2 separate regions of the Mus musculus genome follow, and region 2 is linked to region 1. A link is a loop called in an ENCODE intact Hi-C map of the cell type or tissue named here. Cell type or tissue: gastrocnemius. All regions are shown on one strand. Each heading gives the region's core, and the rest is flanking DNA. Links, peaks and the distances in the headings are about the cores only. Region 1 overlaps Dnmbp (dynamin binding protein). Region 2 overlaps Dnmbp (dynamin binding protein).

Region 1 (5,373 bases), core at 60-5,059:
TGCAAGGTACCTCTCTTGTCCCCACAGAAAGAGAGGACCGAGCGGCTCGTCATCAATCCCTTAAACCAGTTGTTGAACATGTTCACGGGGCCCTACAAGCTGGTGCAGAAGCGGTTCGACAAGCTCCTGGACTTCTACAACTGCACTGAGCGAGCGGAGAAGCTGAAGGACAAGAAGACTCTGGAGGAGCTGCAGTCAGCCCGAAACAACTACGAGGCCCTGAACTCGCAGCTGCTGGACGAGCTGCCCAAGTTCCAGCAGTACGCCCAGAGCCTCTTCACCAACTGCATCCACGGCTATGCCGAAGCCCACTGTGACTTCGTGCAGCAAGCCCTGGAGCAGCTGCAGCCGCTGCTGTCGGTGAGTCCTTCCCTGCGGGGCCAAGTCAGCGCTGAAATACAGTTGGTACTTCTCGAATTCACAGTAGGGTCATTAGGTCCTGCCCACCAGGGGTCCTCGGTCCATTCATGGTGCTGTGAAACCTGAGGTTGTTCAAACATCTCTTTCCATCTTAAGGGCTGGCTCGAAAGAAGTGGCCGTGCCTTGTTTCTTGCATCAGCTGCCATTTTGGTAATAATAAAGCCAACTACTGCTGACCACAGTGTGGTCAGTCACCTAAGACCACCAAAACGACAGAGATTTCCATTATGATTTATGACAGAAGCAAAATGACAGTTATGAAATAGCAATGAAAATCATTTTATGGTTGGGGTCACCACAACGTGAGAACTGTATTGAAGGGTTGCAGCATTAGGAAGGCTGAGAACTGCTGCTCTAAAGACTTGGGCCAGGGGTCCTTCATCTGTGTCCCCTCCTTTCCTGTCTTGACTCCCACGGGCTGCAGTTACTGAAAGCCACCGACCGAGAAGGCAACTTGATCGCCATCTTCCTTGAGGAGCACAGCCGGGTGCTACAGCAGCTCCAGGTCTTCACATTCTTCCCCGAGTCCCTCCCAGCGCCCAGGAAGCCCTTTGAGAGGAAAACCACAGACCGCCAGTCATCCCGGAAGACCCTTCTGGGCATGGTGAGTAGGCACCTGGTGTGGCTCCAGGACTGACCTGTGCACACCGGGCATCTAAGCGCATCACCTCATCTCCGGACAGGAGTTGATACTGGCCAGCCCTCCATCACAGGGCCATTACCAGGCTTAACCGAGTTAAGGTGTGGAGCTGCCCAGCACGTGAGCACCATGCAGGTAGACATATTTAATATTGAACAGCTGCTGTGCTTCTGCACATGAGCAGTGTGTGGGAGTCTTGACTTCATAACCAAGGGAGAACCTGAGGCTATTGGTCGGGCCTGTTCCATCTCGGGCATCACTGAGGCGGTTGCTGGTACCCAGCTGGGACCACCTGGAGATTTGGAGTTTGATGCCTCCTGAATCCTTCTTGGATCTTAGTGAAGCACTTGTACACTGATAAGTTAATTAAGGGAAATGAGTCAGGTCTGGTTTTGATCTTGTATTAGGCTAACACAGCCAAACCTTTAATGACTTCTTTGCCTGGAGTAGCATTGTGGTTTTTGGGATTTTTTTGTTTGTTTGTTTGTTTTGTTTTTTTAACACAGGTCTTTCATATTTTAAAATTTGCAGTAAGATACATCAGATCCTGTGGGCTTCTAGACAAGAAGGACGGGTCACCCTCCCTATATTGGCATTTGCTCCATAAAATCCCATGAGCATTTGTTTACAAGGGAGAATTGGATTTACTATTGCCTTTAGTTTTTCATTTTAAAGATTTTTATTTTAGATTATATGTGTAGGTACCTGTGGAATCCAGAAGAGGGCGTTGGATGCTCTGGGGCTCCAGACACTGATGGTCGTGAGGTGTCTAAAATGGGTTCTCTGGTCCTCTGCAAGAGCAGAGAGCATCCTTGACCCCTGAACCATCTCTCCAGCTCCTCCCTTTAATTTAACTCTCATTATTTAGGTCTATATAACAATAATATAAGACCTAGTGATATGCTTGGTATTTAGAATTTTTTGTTTTCATTTTAAATTTTATTTTAGGGGCTGGAGAGATGGCTCTCCAGAGGTTAAGAGCCCTGACTGCTCTTCCAGAGGTCCTGAGTTCAAATCCCAGAAACCACAGGGTGGCTCACAACCATCTGTAATGGGATCTGGTGCCCTCTTCTGGCCTGCAGGCATACGTGCAGGCAGACCACTATAACATAATATATAAATAATCTTGTTTTAAAATGTTTTTGGGTCAGGCGTGGTGGCACACGCTTTTAATCCCAGCACTTGGGAGGCAGAGGCAGGCGGATTTCTGAGTTTGAGGCCAGCCTGGTCTACAAAGTGAGTTCCAGGACAGCCAGGGCTATACAGAGAAACCGTGTCTCGAAAAACCAAAAAAAAAAAAAAAAGTTTTTAGGTTTTTGTTTTTTGGTTTTTTGGGTTTTTTTTTTTTGGTACTAGCAATTGAACCCAAGGCCTTACACATGTAAAAAATATGCTCTGCCTCTGGGCTACAGCACCTCCCCAGCCTCAGAACTTTGGTTGTATTTTAATCCTATTTTTGTTTTGTTGTTCTTGTTGTTGCATAAAGTAAGGGTGTTAGCTTGCCTCAGAGCCATTAAAACATTGCAGTGTGCTTTTTACCTAACACAGCCAGACTCGATTATAAAAATGTGGCTCAGGGTTGGTGCCTCCCTCCTGCCGTGGCAGGCTGAGATTAACCATAGCTGCCAGGGTGCCAGCGTGAGTTTTCTCATTGGCCCTGTTCTACCTTTTCAGCCAAGCTACATGCTGCAGTCGGAAGAGCTGCGGAGCTCCCTGCTGGCGAGGTACCCGCCGGAAAAGCTCTTCCACGTCCAGCGGAACTTCAACGCTGCGCAGGACTTGGATGTCTCCCTTTTGGAAGGCGACCTGGTGGGCGTGATCAAAAAGAAAGACCCCATGGGCAGCCAGAACCGCTGGCTCGTGGACAACGGAGGTGAGCCTTTGACTAGGGGGAAGTAACTATAGAGTTGACCTGATTTCTACAGTGGGCGGAGCCCGGGTTGAGCCGGAAGCTGCCTGCTAAAGATTACTGTTGTTTTGATGACTTTCAGAGACAGTTGCTTTAATTATTTATCCTGAAGATGTCGCTGTGTTTGCCTTCTGTGTGTAAACTGTAAAGTGTATGTGATATAAAGCCTGTGGTTTTGTCAGCTTCCCCTGCAGCAGTGTCCATGGCTGTTCAGAGAGTGACTCAAAATCAAACAGCTCGTAGCTTTCTTTTTTTGAAGGAGGATTCTGGACTTCAGTGTAACCCATTTCCCCAGAATTCTAAAATGCAGCAAGCTGAGAAGAACAGGGCTTTTTCAGAACCTTCTTATCAAAACCTGAACTGAGTAACAAGAAAGAATTTGTAATCATAACTTGCCTTATGAAATGAATGCGTATTTGACATATACATATCCTCAAATCAAAAAAGTATGAGTTCCAAAGACCGTGATGGCCCAAGTATTCTGGGGACCTAGGCCAATTTTAGCATTTGCTCTTTAAACGCATCTTTATGAGGTGGCTCCGTTGATCATGTTTTACCAGGTTGCAGTTAGAATTCAGACCCAGAATCCATGTAAAAGATCAGAGGATGTACCTCTTATTGCATCCAAAGACAGCCTCTCATGACGGGGACCCAGGAGGGTCCCTGACTCTAGAAAGCTAGAATCCTTCATGAGCAGGGTCCTGGGACCAAAACAAAGACAAAGTTGGATGAGACTAAAATAATCCCAGCATTTAATGAAAAGGAGGAGTCAGGTCCTGCGGCTTCTCTTTCTTAAGACAAGAAACACTGTGTGTTTGAAATGTGCGGTCAAGAGCCCTCTGTCACCATCAGGCAATTTGTTGAAGCGAGCACGTGCTGGACACGGCTGTGTGCTTGTGCCAGTGTGCCCTGACCCTGAGACGGTTCTGACGTGTGGAGGGGGGAATGAATGCAGGTGGCCTTTCTGAGGGGCTCTGCACAGGGACGGCCTTGCAGTCCACCTTTGCCAGACATGGTGTATTTGAACTTAAGCCCACCGGAGTCTTCTCTCAGTTTAGTGATGCTCTGGAGATTCTGCCACATTGTCTTCTGTGCCACTGCCAAATTCAGCAAGGCTAGCCTTGAACTTGCAATAATCCTAGTCTCCTGCGTGCTGACGTTACACCACTAACTGCATGGTTTTTTATTTTGTCTGTTTTGGTTTTTTTTTTTTTTTTTTTTTTTTTTTTTGGTTTTTTGAGATAGGGTTTCTCTGTGTAGCCCTGGCTGTCCTGGAACTCACTCTGTAGACCAGGCTGGCCTTGAACTCAGTACTCAGTGCTGAGATTAAAGGCGTGCGCCACCACTACCCAGCTGATTCTGTCTTCTCACTGGCCTGTCAATTGTCCACAGACACCTTGTCGTTTTAGGGTTGTGTAAGAATGACCTAGAAGGTAGCCATAGGTACGGGCACAGGTATGGGCATCTTCTGGTGTTAGATGCTGCAAGCTGTGGACCACTAAGCATTTGATTTTGTCACTCTTGACCTAGGCTTTTTTGAGTTTGTTTGTTTTGTTTTTGAGTATGGTGATTTAGCTACATGTATGTCTGAGCACCATATATGCCTGTTGTGCCTGTGGAAGTCAGAAGGTGATGTTGGACTTCCTGGAACTGGAGTTATGGATGGTTGTGACTGCCATGTGGGTGCTGGGAATCGAACCCAGGTCACTGGAAGGGCAGCCTGTGTTCTTACCTGCCCAGCCATTGCTCCAACCCCACTGACCTAACTTTTAAACAGTATTTTGAAAATTCCTTAATATCCCCCACTCCCCTGCCCCGCTCTTCTTGCTCCAGGCTATAGTTGTTTTCTTTCCTTCTGCAGTCACCAAAGGCTTTGTCTACAGCTCCTTCCTGAAGCCTTACAATCCTCGCTGCAGCCATTCGGATGCCTCCGTGGCCAGCCACTCCTCCACGGAGTCAGAGCACAGTGGCTCCTCCCCCGGGTGCCATCGACAGAACAGCCACAGTGCCTTGACCTTCAACTCCAACAACATGACTGTGTCCTTCACCTCAGGACTTGCCCTAACGCAGCCTCAGGATGCATCTCCACTGAAGGACTGTGCCCACGAAACTCTCGCTGTGTCCTGGAACACAGGGCATCCAGAGACTGGACCTTCCACGTGCTCTTCCGACCCAGGCTTTTCCTGCCAGCGCAGGCTGGGGAACCCTGCAGATGGTGCCAGAGACATCAGCCAACCTGCTTCAACCTTGAGGGGCTGCCAGCGAGGCTCCCCGCATTCAGAAGTGGTCGGTTACTCTGTGCCAGGGCAAAATGACCAAGGCAGTGACTCTATAAAAGGCTCTGCAAGAGTCTGTCAGGCTCCAGAAGACAGAGACAGAGGGGTCGGGAGCAGCGAGACAGAGG
Region 2 (5,373 bases), core at 169-5,168, 53 kb before region 1:
GAGAGGAGAGGATGCTGGGATGGGATGCTGGGATGAGAGTCCACAGGAGAGAGGAGAGGATGCTGGGATGAGAGTCCACGGGAGAGAGGAGAGGATGCTGGGATGAGAGTCCACAGGAGAGAGGAGAGGATGCTGGCATGAGAGTCCACAGGAGAGAGGAGAGGACACTGGGATGATAGTCCACAGGAGAGAGGAGAGGATGCTGGGATGAGGGTCCACAGGAGAGAGGAGAGGATGCTGGGATGAGGGTCCACAGGAGAGAGGACTAGAAAGAGATGAGCTAACTCTCAGGGCTTTCTCCCCACACCTGGCATGTCTCATGGTTTGACATGGCTTCTGGTTTGAATAAGTCAAGCTTTCTTGATGAAGAGGTTGAGTTGTATCTTGTCCCTTTCTGTGAAGCTTGGCACACTGAAATTATGTTTAATTCCTTTTGTTTCTTTATATCTTACATCAGTAAGAATTAATTTTGCTATTTGGAGACAACATTACTACAGAATGAAGTATTGCTTCAGACTGCACACAGCTTATCAGATGTAAGTCCAAGGTTCCCTGATTTTCAAGTCTAGGCCTTGAGACAGTCCTGCCACTTCATTAGATGGAAAGTAAATTTGCATGAGACCAGCTCATAGCGGAATATGCATTCCTTTAGCCCTGTGCTCTATGGTTGTTAATCCAGATCCCTGGGGGCTTTTGATCTGTCCCTAGGAACCTTCACTGTAGCTGTCTTAAGGTTTCTACTGCTGTGATAAACACCGTGACTGAAAAGCAAGTTGAGGGGGAAGAGCTTTCATAAAAAAAAAAATCCAGGACCAAAAAAAAAAACCAGGACCTCCAGCCCAGGAATAGCCCCACCCACAATACGCTGGGCCCGCCTCCTTCAATCACTAATTAAGAAAATGTCTTACAGCCAGGTCTTCAGGAGGCATCTTCTCAGTTGAGGTTCCCTCCCTTCAGATAACGCTAGTTTGCATGCCAAGCTGACTCAAGCCCAGCCAGCACTGTATGGTGTAGCTTCTCCTCCGTGTGTACAAAACTGCTGATGAATGGATCAGAAGGAGATCTGGACACTTTTCAGAGTATTGGGGGGGGGCTGGTGAGATGGCTCAGTGGGTAAGAGCACCGACTGCTCTTCCGAAGGTCCCGAGTTCAAATCCCAGCAACCACATGGTGGCTCACAACCATCTGTAATGAGATCTGACGTCCTCTTCTGGTGTGTCTGAAGACAGCTACAATGTACTTACATATAACAATAAATAAATCTTTTTTTTTTTTAAGAGTATAGTTTGGTTGGTAGTCTGCTTGACTAACATCCACAAAGCCCCGGGTTCAGTGTTAACTAGCCCAGCATTCAGGAGATAGAGGCAGAAAGATCTGAAGCTCAGTTGTCTTCAGCTACACGGCCAGCCTGGGCTACATGAGAGCCATTTTGTGCCTTTTTAGTTGTTAAGTTACCTTTAAGAATTATCATTAAGATTATGAAGAGCAGCTGGAGAGATGGATGGCTCAGAAGTCAAGAGCACCGGCTGCTTTTCCAGCGGATCCAGGCTCAATTTCAAACAATGCCATGGAGGCCCACAATCATCTGTATCTCCAACTCTAGAGGATCTAGCTCCCTCTTCTGGCCTCTTTGGGACTGCACACCTAGGGTGCACAGACAACCATGCAAGCAACACAGCCATACACACAAACGAAAATTGCCAAAAGAGAAAACTATGTGTGTGTGTGTGTGTGTGTGCTTGCTTGCGTGCATGCAAACACGCGCATGATTTGTGTTTGTGTTATGAGTAGTGTTAAAAAGTGGGTAACCTAGCCTAGACGATAGATTGCTGATGGTCCTACATCTAAATCCATTGTTGCCACGCGCTGGGCAGTAGTTGTGATGTTGGACTAGTTATTTGCGACTTTCAGACCCAGTTTCCTTGCGTAACAGTTGGAGGTGATGACTTCCATATGTCAGGGTGGCTGTTAGGATTGCTGGGGTTGTAGTGTGAACCAGGCAAAGAGAAGCTCTGTGGCTCCTCGGTTGTGATGTGCCCCGGCCTGGCCTGTTCACACTCTAGGAGGGTTTGTGCTGGATGCCTCCCTCAGAGTGTCCTGGAATTGAGGTCATCAGTGACTCTTCCAGCAGGTGTCACCCTTGCCCCCTTCCCCGAGGCCAAGCAATTGCTTCCGATTCAGAAACAAAACAGTCTTCTAGAAGGAAGACTCAGTATGAGTGGCTAGTCACCCACTGTCCAAAAAGTCAAAACTAGAGAACAAAAAGTGAAGGAAAAAAGAAAAGAGGAAAGGAAAGGAAAAGGGAAGGAAAAAAGAATACCGGAAGCAAAAGAGAAAAAGATCAGGAGAGTAAAAATAACAAAGGACTACATATTATGGGATACCACACATCATTCCTCCTCCTATAAGAGAATGTATTAATCCTTAGATTCTCCAGAAAAACCAACTCCACCATTTTGGGTCTTTGATCAGGACCATGTTAGAATTTCCCAGCTGGAATGTCATCCTGCTGAGTGTGGCAGGGGCTTGTAAGGACAAACCTGTAGGCCACCGTAGTTACCAAGAACTACAATTACTGGGTATCCTCCGGTCCGAAAGGATTAGCCAGGACTCCACGGGAGTAGCTTGTTTGACTAATTAAAACAAGAGATTTTTAAAAAAATAAAAAACAAACCACCCCAGGAACAGTTAGGCCTATAAAATAAAGGCAGTTACCAGGTATGGGGGAAAAACAATCAAAAATGTAAGGTGGGGAGTGCCCGGACTGAAGTAACTAAGTCATCTAACTTGTGTGTTGGGGGTGGGGAGCTGGGCGTTGTCTTGTCTTGTTTTGAAAGTCCACCTTTATTATCTGCGAATCACGAATCACTCTCTGAGTGACTGGCTGCCCGGAAGTGAAGCTCATCCAAACGGCTCATTTGGAATAGAGAGGAGAACAACCCTATTGTCCGGGCTCATGGAGCTCTGGCCAAACAGACAGCTCTGCGAGAAGTGAGCGAGGCATTCAAAGCTGGCTGAGTGGGAGTTATGGCATGCTTTGATTCTCCTATTCACCAAGAGACCCATTGTGTCTGGGCAGTCATGTCACCAGTGACTTTCCTCTGTGGTCTGGCTGGCAGGCCTTAGGGCCCTGAGAGGGGACACTTGTAATTCTCAGGACCCAAGGCTTTGGCTGGGGTGGATGTGGGTTCATAAATTAAGGACTACAGAATTATGGGGGGCAGGACAATAAAAAGAAGTGGAAAATATTCGAGGTGTCAGCCACTAAGTGTAAACTGTTGTGTCGGGTGCTGTGCACTGTGGAGATAGAAACGCCAGGATTGAAGGGACAAGTGGGGGGTCTCACTGGTAGACCACAGGGGGTCCCCAAGCTGATATGATCTCCTAACACATTTTAAGGAAGACTGCTGAGGTTTCAAATGAGACAGAAGCAATAGTAAAGATTTGGGGTGTTCAGCAGGGTATGGTGGTACATGCTTTTAATGCAGGCACTTGGAAGGCTGAGGCAGGAGGATTGGAAGTTTGAGACCAGTCTGGAATATCCTGTCTCAAAGGCAAAACAAAAAAACAAAAAAAAAAAACAAAAAAAAAACAAAAAACAAAAAAAACAAAAAAAAAACCCTCTTGTGTGAGCGTGTGTCTCATGGGTGAGATCGTGATGGGTTGTTAGAGAGCAGAAACTGGATGAAACCTGAGCCACGCTCGGATGCGGCAAAGACAGAGTAGGCCGTTGGCGCCCTTGTGAAGGAACTTATTCAGAGTGTGTACAGAGCAAACATGTTTTATTGATCTCAGTTGATAAGGATAGGGCTGTTCCTAGCACCTGGGAGTCTGAGGCAGGAGAATTGGCACAAGTTTCAGGCCAGCCCATGCACTGGATTGAGACCCTATCTCAGAAAACAGAGACGGGTTATTAGAAAAGAAGTTGGTGAGCAGTCGGCCGTCATGTTTCATGACTAAGGCTTGAGAAAAGGGACGAGGTAAAAATATATTGGCCCACTTATAATTTGATAGGCTGGAAGAAATGTTTGGGATAAAATTTCAAAGAGAAGTCAGTGGGGATGAGGCCAGGTTAGGGTATTAGCAATGAGAATTAATAAGCGGAAGACATGTTTTGAGAGAAGAAACTAGAGGAAGCAAGGACATTATCAATGGGAGCCAGTGTTAGATGCAGGAGGATGAGATGAACCTGGGAGTGGAGGTCAAAGAATAGACAGATGGATGCCGAGCGCTCGCTGTTCAAAGGCGACCGACATCTCAGACTCTAAGGGCACAAAAGAGAAGTGTGCCCGTCGCTAGCTATCTCGCTTACATGCACTTAGGGAGGAAGTACCCATAAATGTCCTTAAAAGAAATCAAGAACAGTGCTGAGAGGTGACTGAGAGTTGAAGGCACTGGCTGTTCCCGCAGAGGCCCTGGGTTCAAGTCCCAGCATCTACTAGTGACTCACAAGCACCTTCTCGTTCCAAAAGATCTGACTCCCTCTGCTTCTTCTCAGGCACTGCATGCATCTGGTGCCCTGACATACATGCAGGCAAACAGCCATGCATATACAGTGCATCTCTCTTAAAGGCCCAGGAGCATATAAAAACAAGGACAGAACAGCTAGCCCACTCTCCAGTGTGTTTGGCTGGAAACCATGAGCTGCTGCCCCAGTCTGTCTGTCTGTCTTACTGTTTGCTGCTGTTCTACATCCCCCCAAGCAGCTCAAAACAGAGAGTTGACCCAATCACTGGCCGGGGGGTGGGAGGGGAGCGAAAAGGACGATTAAAATTAGTAATCCACAAAATGAGTACCCATAGTCATATAATCCAGCGTTGGTTATAAAGCAATTGATTATAGAACCTTGGGATGCGCTTTTAAAACTGGTAAATCTAAACACTAGGACAAATGTAACTGTTGGGTTATGTTTTGAGATATTGGTTATTTAAAGAGCTGGTTACTGGTTACTGGTTACTGGCTACTGGTTACTGGTTACTGGCTACTGACTCGGCGGGTGAAGGTACTTGCTGCCCACCCAGCAATCTGAGCTCTATCTCCAGGATCCAGGTGGTGGAAGGAGAGATTCATCTCAAATATGCATGCAATCCTAGCAACTGAGGATGCCTGCCGAGACAGGAGAGCTGTGGTGACAGCCTGGGCCACAGCGCACACAGTCCTTCCTGTCCCAACAACAGCCAAGAGTGCCCAATTGCTATGAAGTTGGTCCCTGGGGCTCTGGCCAAGGTCCTGACTTTTGCTTCTCTTTCTCCAGGAGACCTGGTGATTCTCGACGACAGCGCTCCCACTGCAGGATGGCTGCAGGGCCGAAGCTGCTGGGGCGCTTGGGGCTTCTTCCCATCCTCCTGTGTCCAGGAGCTCTGCCTCTCCTCT

Evidence for each region. A loop is a pair of places that touch in the nucleus more often than their neighbours do. Peaks named below come from ENCODE experiments on the same cell type or tissue, not always from the same donor. Only the 100,000 strongest peaks of a DNase experiment are listed, where the experiment ranks them.
Region 2: it touches region 1 in a loop (5-fold over the local background); 10 of 42 quality-filtered maps call a loop at or near these places.

The regions. Positions count from the first base shown.
Region 1 is chr19:43,849,784-43,855,156 of GRCm38, reverse strand. Dnmbp (dynamin binding protein) reads left to right here. Exons shown (of 16, transcript NM_028029.4): 12 at 28-360; 13 at 845-1,024; 14 at 2,735-2,933; 15 at 4,831-5,373. Among named protein-coding and RNA genes, the nearest start is that of Gm24400, 4.9 kb to the left of the region's middle. In gastrocnemius, for the core only: a CTCF peak has its summit at 2,112 (motif pointing left); no DNase peak of the experiment used is centred there.
Region 2 is chr19:43,902,940-43,908,312 of GRCm38, reverse strand. Dnmbp (dynamin binding protein) reads left to right here. Exons shown (of 16, transcript NM_028029.4): 4 at 5,255-5,373. Among named protein-coding and RNA genes, the nearest start is that of Gm50217, 15 kb to the left of the region's middle. In gastrocnemius, for the core only: CTCF peaks have their summits at 1,582 (motif pointing left) and 2,136 (motif pointing right); a DNase peak (open chromatin) is centred at 2,125; H3K27ac peaks cover 295 bases.